2 separate regions of the Homo sapiens genome follow, and region 1 is linked to region 2. The links are chromatin contacts, found by Hi-C or POLR2A ChIA-PET in ENCODE. All regions are on one chromosome and are shown on one strand. Each heading gives the region's core, a stretch centred on a gene start or an enhancer-like site at or near the end of the contact. The rest is flanking DNA. Distances are from core to core; before and after follow the strand shown.

Region 1 (4,259 bases), core at 764-3,263, 33 kb before region 2:
TTCTACAGTGAAAAACCTGAGAGTGAGTCACGACAAACTTTAACTGTAATCTTGTATAATGGAAATGGAGAGAGACAAATATTGGGGAAAGATCTTAAGAAAACTGATGAATCCAATAGGTAGGTCAGATAAGTGTTTCTTGGCTTTCTGCTTTCCATTTGTAAGCATGTCTCTGTGTGTGTATGTATGTGTATGTTTATACCCATGCCCCTTATTTAGAGCTCTAAATCTCCTAAGGACGGGAACCATCTGCCACCTGACAAGAGAGAAGTAAACTCCATGCATTCGTTCTTCTACACTCAAGAGGGATCCTCTTCAGCCTAGGATGGTATGGGCATAGAATATTTTGGAAACAAAGGGATAGATTCTGTGGCTTTCTGTCCCCTTTTTTCCTTTTCTCTTTCCACATTCCTGGCTCTAACTTGGTTCTTTCTGTTGCCATGGTAACCAACAGTCTCAGAACACAGACTTCTGACAGCTGGACTTTTAGCCACGGAGACTCGGGATGTGAAGGATTTCTCGTGTCTCCTTTTTTTGCCTCAGGAGTTAGCAGCACTTCTTCCACGTGGGCAGCCACCAGAGCAGGGTGTGACAGTCTTTTGTTTGTGTGTGTGTGTCTGTGTGTGCGCGCGTGCACGCGTGCATGCACGTGCACATTCTTCCAGCCCTACTTACTCTGGGGCTTCACAGAAAAAGCTGGACTAAACAGTGTCATCAGACGGTGGGAGGATGGGCATCTAAATACCAAAACCTTCTGGAAAGTAATTTGGTATCAACTACCACAAGACTTTAATATATTTATGGGGTTTGGTCCATTAATCCTACATATAGAAAAATAAGAGACATAGTCAAAGATTTATGGAAAAGCGGGTTTATTACAGATTTATTTAGCATTAATAAGAAGTGGTTAAAAATTGCAGAGTAACCATATATATGTTTGTTGTAGGCTATGGGATAAAATAATTTCAGTTTCAACTATATGTCATATCCACATTTACATATATGTATATGTGTATGTGGACATATTGTATAAATGTACAGATATGTATATGTGTGTTTATATAAATAGAAAAGATAAGGAAGTCCATCAAAATGTTTTGATAGTTATCATTATCTTTAGAAGGTAGGACTACAGCATATTTATTTCATCTTCATACTTTCCTATATTTTTCCAATTTTATACAATGATCATCCTTTTCTTTTATGATACAAGATCTTACAACCACAGTAGGACAAATGATGAGAAGTGGAGATGCTTAGTAGAGAGGATTATAATACAATGAAATAAGTTTTAAAAGGGAGAGGGCTGCCTCTTCTGCCCTTCACTGAGAGATTGTAAAAACTGGATAACACTGGCCAGGCCTGGTGGCTCATGCCAGTAATCCCAGCACTTTGGGAGGCCGAGGCAGGTAGATCACGAGGTCAGGTCAAGACCTTTCTGGCTAACATGGTGAAACCCCTTCTCTACTAAAAATACAAAAAATTAGCTGGGCATGGTGGCATGTGCCTGTAGTCCTAGCTACCCGGGAGGCTGAGGCAAGACAATCTCTTGAATCCAGGAGACGGAGGTTGCGGTGAGCTGACATCACACCACTGAACTCCAGCCTGGACAACAGAGCGAGGCTCCATCTCAAAAAAAAAAACAAAAACAAACAAAAACTATTGGATAATACTTCTATCTAAATGGGGTAGTTCTGAATAGAAAAGGGAATGGGGCCGGGTGTGGTGGCTCACACCTATAATCCCAGCACTTTGGAGGCAAAGGTGAGTGGATCACCTGAGGTCAGGAGTTCGAGACCAGCCTGGTCAACATGGTGAAACCCCATCTCTACTAAAAATACAAAAATTAGCCAGGTGTGGTGGCGTGTGCTTGTAGTCCCAGCTACTCGGGAGGCTGAGGTTGCAGTGAGCCAAGATCACACCACTGCATTCCAGCCTGGGAGACAGAGTGAGACTTCGTCTCAAAAAAAAAAAAAGAAAAAAGAGAAGGGAATGGATAATGTTTTTGCTTAAGTACTATGACTCTCTTCTCCTTAGTCCCACCTATTTTTTCTTTTTTCTTTTTTGAAGCTTCTCAAGTTGAGAGAAATTTGTGCCTTTGAACTCCATGGCATATTCATCCTCTAACAGCGACATAGAGGACGACAGCTCCAAATCCAATTCCAACCTGAGCCTCTCTGTGGGCTATTTCCCCTGTGAGGACACCCCCTGTGAGGACACAACCTCCTGGGAAGATGCACCTTCCAAGGGTCCTTCCATCCACTTTCTGCCTCCCGTCCAAGGGGCATGGGGGACTGAAAGGATAGGGAGACGCATGAAGAGACAAGACCAAATTCAGGATGAACCAGAGCAGTTTTGCAAACTAAGCATCTTCCTGGCCTGGGACGTGGACATTGGCTCCGATAACACAGACTCAAGAGCTAATAGGCTTCTAAATGGAGACAACCTGTGGATAGACAAGTTACCAAAAGAGAGAACAAAACTGTCTGTTGGCAAACTGAATAATCTTGTGCAAGAGTTTCAGATATTTCTAGAAAATCTGAAAGATGATGACGCTGTATTTCCTGAAACTGCTCAGCAAGATTTCCAGCTATCCAGCGGCTCCCCTCCGGAAATGGTTCAGGTCAGTCATCAGGAATATGATGCTTGTCAAGACCTGCCCAAGTGCAAGCCACCAGAAAATAAAGATGTTATGTAGTCTCCACAGACTCCTCTAAGGCTTAAGGGACATGAGCTGGCTGAGGAGAGCAGAGATGCCTCACAGGACAGGAAGGGATAGGCCTGGGTTGAACCACAGAATCTTATGACCACTAGGAGGAGGCAGGTCCCAGGGGGACTGACGTGATACCAGTGGGAGACAACAAGGAAAGGAGTCAGGGTGAAGCTGTAGGGAAAAGACTGGGAATGCTGAGGGAAACAAGAGGGTAGCAAGCAAGGAGAAGGGCTAACTATATCTCCCTCCCCACCAAAAACGTATATGTTTAGTATTGATGAGCATTGAAACTCTGCATTGACACTTGGGCTATTTTTGGTAAAAGGATGTGAGTTCCACAAATGAGTAAACGTTGATTTGGCTGTTGTCATGGTTATTCCTACCTAACACATCCTTCATTTTCATGGCAGATGATAAGCCAGGCAACCGCCAGCCAAAGGACAAGCGCTCCAGAGATCTCCTCAATCCTGTCAGAGCAGCCAGAGAAGGATGACACTCCTTCACACACACAGGCCCAGTGCTGCCTGAACTTTGGGTGGGCCTTCAGCTGGCTGAGGCAGCGTATCCTCCCCTCTCTGCTGAGGAGGGATCACCCTGTGAATGCCACCAAAAGTCCCCATCGGTCAGCACCAACGAAAAGACTCTTTCACAGAGGCAAGAGAATTCAACCTCAAGAAACCCTTGAATTAGGACATCCCATATAGACAGATTTTTAAACTTTTTGGAAAGTTTAAAATAATCCATAATAAGGATTCCATTAATAATCCCCATCAGTTTGTTTTTTCCTCAATAAACAAAATAAATGCTCTTGTTACCCCACATCTTCCTCTCCCAGCACACCATCTTGACTCACATTTCAAGCATATGTGGGCCAGGCGCAGTGGCTCACACCTGTAATCCCAGCGCTTTGGGAGGCTGCGGCAGGCAGGTGGATCACCTGAGATCAGGAGTTTGAGACCAGCCAGGCCAACATGGCAAAACCCCATCTCTACTAAAAATACAAAAATTAGCTTGGTGTGGTGGGGGGCGCCTATAATCCCAGCTACCCAGGAGGCTGAGGCAGGAGAATCGCTTGAACCTGGGGGCAGAAGTTGCAGTGAGCTGAGATCACACCACTTCACTCCAGCCTAGGCAAAAGAGCAAAACTCTATCTCAAATAAATAAATAAATAAATAAATAAATAAATAAATAAAAATTAAAGAAAAATTTAAAAAAAGAAAAGAAAGTATATGTGTTGTCTAGAAGACAAATTTATTCTCAGGAAATTTTAAGTAGTATTATGCTTCCTAAACTGAAGTATTCTTTTTCTCTCCTCTCACCCATTCTTACTGTATTTTACCCTAGTTTACCTATTTTATGTGTTTTAACCTATTTTATCACTAACCCAAATCCCCATTTTCAGTAGGCAGCAGCGTGACCCATCAGATTCCTGTGGTGGCAGGATGATTTGGCTTGAACTTGCAGGGCTTGAGTGAGTGGCAGTGGGTATTGAGTCACTGAGGAAATTAATTTCAATTTCAGGAGATCGGACAGCAGTTCTGATATT
Region 2 (4,032 bases), core at 1,148-3,647:
CTATAATGTCATTTCTATAAGAGCAAGAACCTTGTCTGATGTATCCATTGCTGTATCACAGCAGTGCCTGCATACAATAGGGGCTGCAATAAATATCTGCTGGATAGATTAATATATAAAAGAACTTTTCTAGTATCCTCAATTTTTCAGGCCACTGTGCTGAACTCTCTACAATACTGTCTCTGTCCTATTATCATATTAAGGCAACAAAACAAAATATAGTCAACAGAAAATTAAATAAACTCAACAATTAAATAATGCAGGCTTTGTTCAAGAAGAGTCAAAGTTCAATATCACACACTTTTTAATTAATTTATTTTTTTTTTTTGAGACAGAGTCTCGTTCTGTTGCCCAGACTGGAGTGCAGTGGTGGGATCTTGGCTCACTGCAACCTCCGCTTCCCGGGTTCAAGCAATTCTCCTGCCTCAGCCTCCTGAGTAGCTGGGACTACAGGCATGCACCACCACTACTGGCTAATTTTTGTATTTTTAGTGGAGACAGGGTTTTGCCATGTTGGCCAGGCTGGTCTCAAACTCCTGACCTCAGGTGATCCACCCACCTCGGCCTCCCAAAGTGCTGGGATTACAGGCATGAGCCATTGCGCCCAGCCTCATACACTTATTTATTAATTCTATAAATCTTCTTAATTTGGCGAAGTCTAAGACCACGTAAGAGACTGAGCTTGTATGATGTTTCTGATTTCTACACTTACAAGACATAAATGAAATTTGTAGATTTAGAATGACATATTGGGAAGTGCCTTGTTTGGAATCACAGGAACTGCCACACACAGGCTCTGGGTCAATGGACAATTAACTTCTGAGCCTCAGTTTACTCTCAGAAATAAACTCAATTTACCCTTAGGGATACTGTCTTAGTCTGATTTGTGCTGCTATAACAGAATACTACAGACTGGGTAATTTTAAGGGAATAGAAATTTATGTCCTCATACTTCTGCAGGTGGGAAAGTTCAAGATCAAGGTACCAGCATCTGATGAAGGTCTTCTTGTTATGACATCCCATAGCAGAAGGTGGAAAAGCAAGAGACCTTGAGAGTCAGAGAGAAACAAATGGGGTGCCAAACTCGTCCTTTTATGAGGAACCCTGTCCTGCAATAATGAACCCACTCCCACAATAATGTCGTTAATACATTTATGAGAGCTCTCATGGCCTAATCACCTCTTAAAGGTTCCACCTCTTAGTACTGTTACAATGGCAATTAAATTTCAACATGACTTTTGGAGTGGACATTCAAACCATAGCAGATACCTACCCCACAATAACTACAGGGATGTTGTGAGGCTTAAGAAATAAAGCAAACTGGTCTGGCATGGTGACTCACACCTGTAATCTCCGCACTTTGGGAGGCCAAGGCAGGCAGATCACTTGAGCTCAGGAGTTCAAGAGCAGCCTGGGCAACATGGTGAAACCGTGTGTCTACAAAAAATATTAAAAATTAGCAGGCCAGGTGTGGTGGCTCACGCCTATTATCCCAGCACTTTGGGAGGCCAAGGTGGGCAGATCACAAGATCAAGAGATTGAGACCATCCTGGACAATATGGTGAAACCCCGTCTCTACTAAAAATACAAAAATTAGCTGAACATGGTGGCGCACGCCTGTAGTCCCAGCTACTTGGGAGGCTGAGGCAGGAGAATTGCTTGAACCCAGGAGGTGGAGGTTGCAGTGAGCCGAGATCATGCCACTGCACTCCAGCCTGGTGACAGAGTGAGACTCCATCTCAAAAAAAAAAAAAAAAAATTAGCTGGGCATGGTGGTGTACCTGTGGTCCCTGCTACTTGGGAGGCTGAGGCAGGAGAATCACCTGAGTGCCACTGCACTCCAGCCTAGGCAATGGGAGTGAAACTCTGTCTAAATAAATAAATAATAAAATAAACCAATTATAAATAACATTTACTGGTCATTTAGTACCAGACTAAATCCTTTATATTTATTATTAATATAAGCCACATAGGATCATGTGGTTTATATTCATAATAAATGTAAAGGATTTAGTAAGTATTTAGCAGTATGTTATTGTTATTTTGTATATATGGTAACTGAGACACAGAGTGATGATGGGACTTAACCACGGTCACATGATGTGTAAGTGGTGGTATAGCCAAGGTTCAAACCCAGAGCCTGTGCTCTCACCCATTGTTCTTTACGTTTTCCATATAGTAAAGAGTTTTTCAAGGATGATTTGTCAAGAATGCTTTGACCAAGAAGTTCTTGCAGCAATAATCAGGAGTTTGCTTAGTAAGATTCTGCCTTTCCTAAACTCAACTCATGGCTACTAAACCTAAAGCCAATGCTACTGGTATTCTCGATAGCTGCATCTGATTCCCAGCAAAGTCATGAGACTAAAATGCAATGCTGAGTCATCCTATATGTCCCAGGTTCTGCATAGTGTGCTCTACTTGGCAACAATTCCCTTGCTTTGCTTTAGCCAAACTGAAAAAAGAAAAAAAAACAAAAAAAGCTGACATTGCACTTAAATCTCAAGTCTGAAAAAGCCTTTCTGAATTCCTATGGATCAACTGTTATTAGAATAAGTACAAATCAAGGGAATTAAGTTTAATCCATCTAATAAATAAAGAGAGCCTTAGCCAGGGTTAGGGGGAAATCTGTTCCAGCAGTGTTCTAAGGAAGAATAGGCATTTACTGTACTCTTTGATTACTTGCTGACGCATTTAGAATAAGCCAGTGTCTGAGAGAGCATTCTATGTGAGGATGCAACTTAACTGTCTTCTAAAATTACAATACATATTTAATCTCTTATTGGATTTTTTTTTCTTTGGAAGGGACTTGTTCTCAATAATTTCTTCATTGTGCTGAGAACAATAATTTTAAGATTATGGATATAACCATGGTATCTAGGAGTTTTCTTACATTTTTGGCTCTGGCAGAAGAAAATTGTAATTTAAGAAAAATTCTCCAACTTTTGCCAATTTGGGATCTGAAAAATATAAATATAATTAATGTAAAAAGTCTGGATAACTCTAACAAAAAATGCACCTCTTTTACTCTCAGAAGAGTTATGTGATTTATGAGGGTCACCTATATTGCAAGAATTCTGTTTTTTTGTTTAAGTAGAGATGGAGGTTTCACCATGTTGGCCAGGGTGGTCTTGAACTTCTGGCCTCAAGTAATCTGCCTGCCTCGGCCTCCCAAAGTGCTGGGATTATAGGCATGAGCCACCATGCCCTCCCAAGAAATGTTTTTAAATATGCTTTGTTTTTATAAAATTTGGGTTGGTATTGATGGGTTTCATTAAGCAATATTTCAAAAATAACAATTGTTAATATTATCACTGGTCTCACCATAAATATATCATAAAAGTCTCTAAATATTGGGAAGCTGTCAAGCTCATAGGGAGGATACAAGTTTTCCAAAATTCCAATTTTCACTTGAAAACTCAATTTTTTTTCACTAGTAAACAATACTGTTCAGTTGTGTTCCCAGAAGTGACAGGAATACTTGCTTCATTTTATGAGATAAAATGATATGATGGTCTGGTTATAAGTTTAGTTTACTTCAATATTTGGTGTTAATGGCTCTCAAAGCTAAAAAAGATCCTGCAGAGAAGTATGGATTCAAATGGAAGAGTTAGCTTCACTTACTAAATCAGAGTATTAATTTTTCACTCCATTCACCAATTAAAAAGATATGTTAATTACCCTGATCTAATCACTACAGTATATGTATTGAAACATCGCTATGTACCCCATGAATATGTACAATTATTATCTGTCCAGTTATAAAAACAAAACAAAAAAGAGGAGCTAAAAAGGAAGATTTTTGTTTAAGTAATAAATTTATATTTTCTTCGATGTCAATAAATTACTCTTGGAAGCAATAAAAGGTTTTGCATTTTCATATTTTAAACAAATAGGTTTAAAACTAACTTTTTGAAAATATTTAAAAATAGAGCAGATAAATTTGTTTTAGCAACAGATAGGAGAGTTTTATAGATGGACATACATCATTTTTGACAATAAACTCTTGTAACGATGGAAATATTTCCAAATATC

What was found. Hi-C counts contacts between places; a loop is a spot of excess contacts on that map. ChIA-PET counts read pairs that join two places held with the same protein, here RNA polymerase II (POLR2A).
Region 1: a loop to region 2 is called in a map of mammary epithelial cell, with 4 times the contacts of the local background. The contact joins the promoter of C12orf71 here to the enhancer-like site in region 2. A Hi-C loop is called at or near these places in 2 of 168 maps with a recorded cell type or tissue (PC-3 and mammary epithelial cell) and 1 of 37 single-sample maps with no recorded cell type. POLR2A ChIA-PET finds 5 or more read pairs at or near these places in 3 of 52 experiments (MCF 10A, OCI-LY7 and activated naive CD4-positive, alpha-beta T cell).

What each region holds. Positions count from the first base shown.
Region 1 is chr12:27,080,332-27,084,590 of GRCh38, reverse strand. C12orf71 (chromosome 12 open reading frame 71) reads left to right here and starts at 2,013. Exons shown (of 2, transcript NM_001080406.2): 1 at 2,013-2,623; 2 at 3,124-3,534. The coding sequence starts at 2,108. The coding sequence ends at 3,417.
Region 2 is chr12:27,047,621-27,051,652 of GRCh38, reverse strand. No RefSeq gene overlaps it. Among named protein-coding and RNA genes, the nearest start is that of MED21, 27 kb to the right of the region's middle. Within about 2 kb of position 2,397, at least 3 of the 41 ENCODE cell types and tissues checked have a DNase peak (open chromatin) inside an H3K27ac peak, as active enhancers do; they include PC-3 and mammary epithelial cell, where a contact is called at or near this core.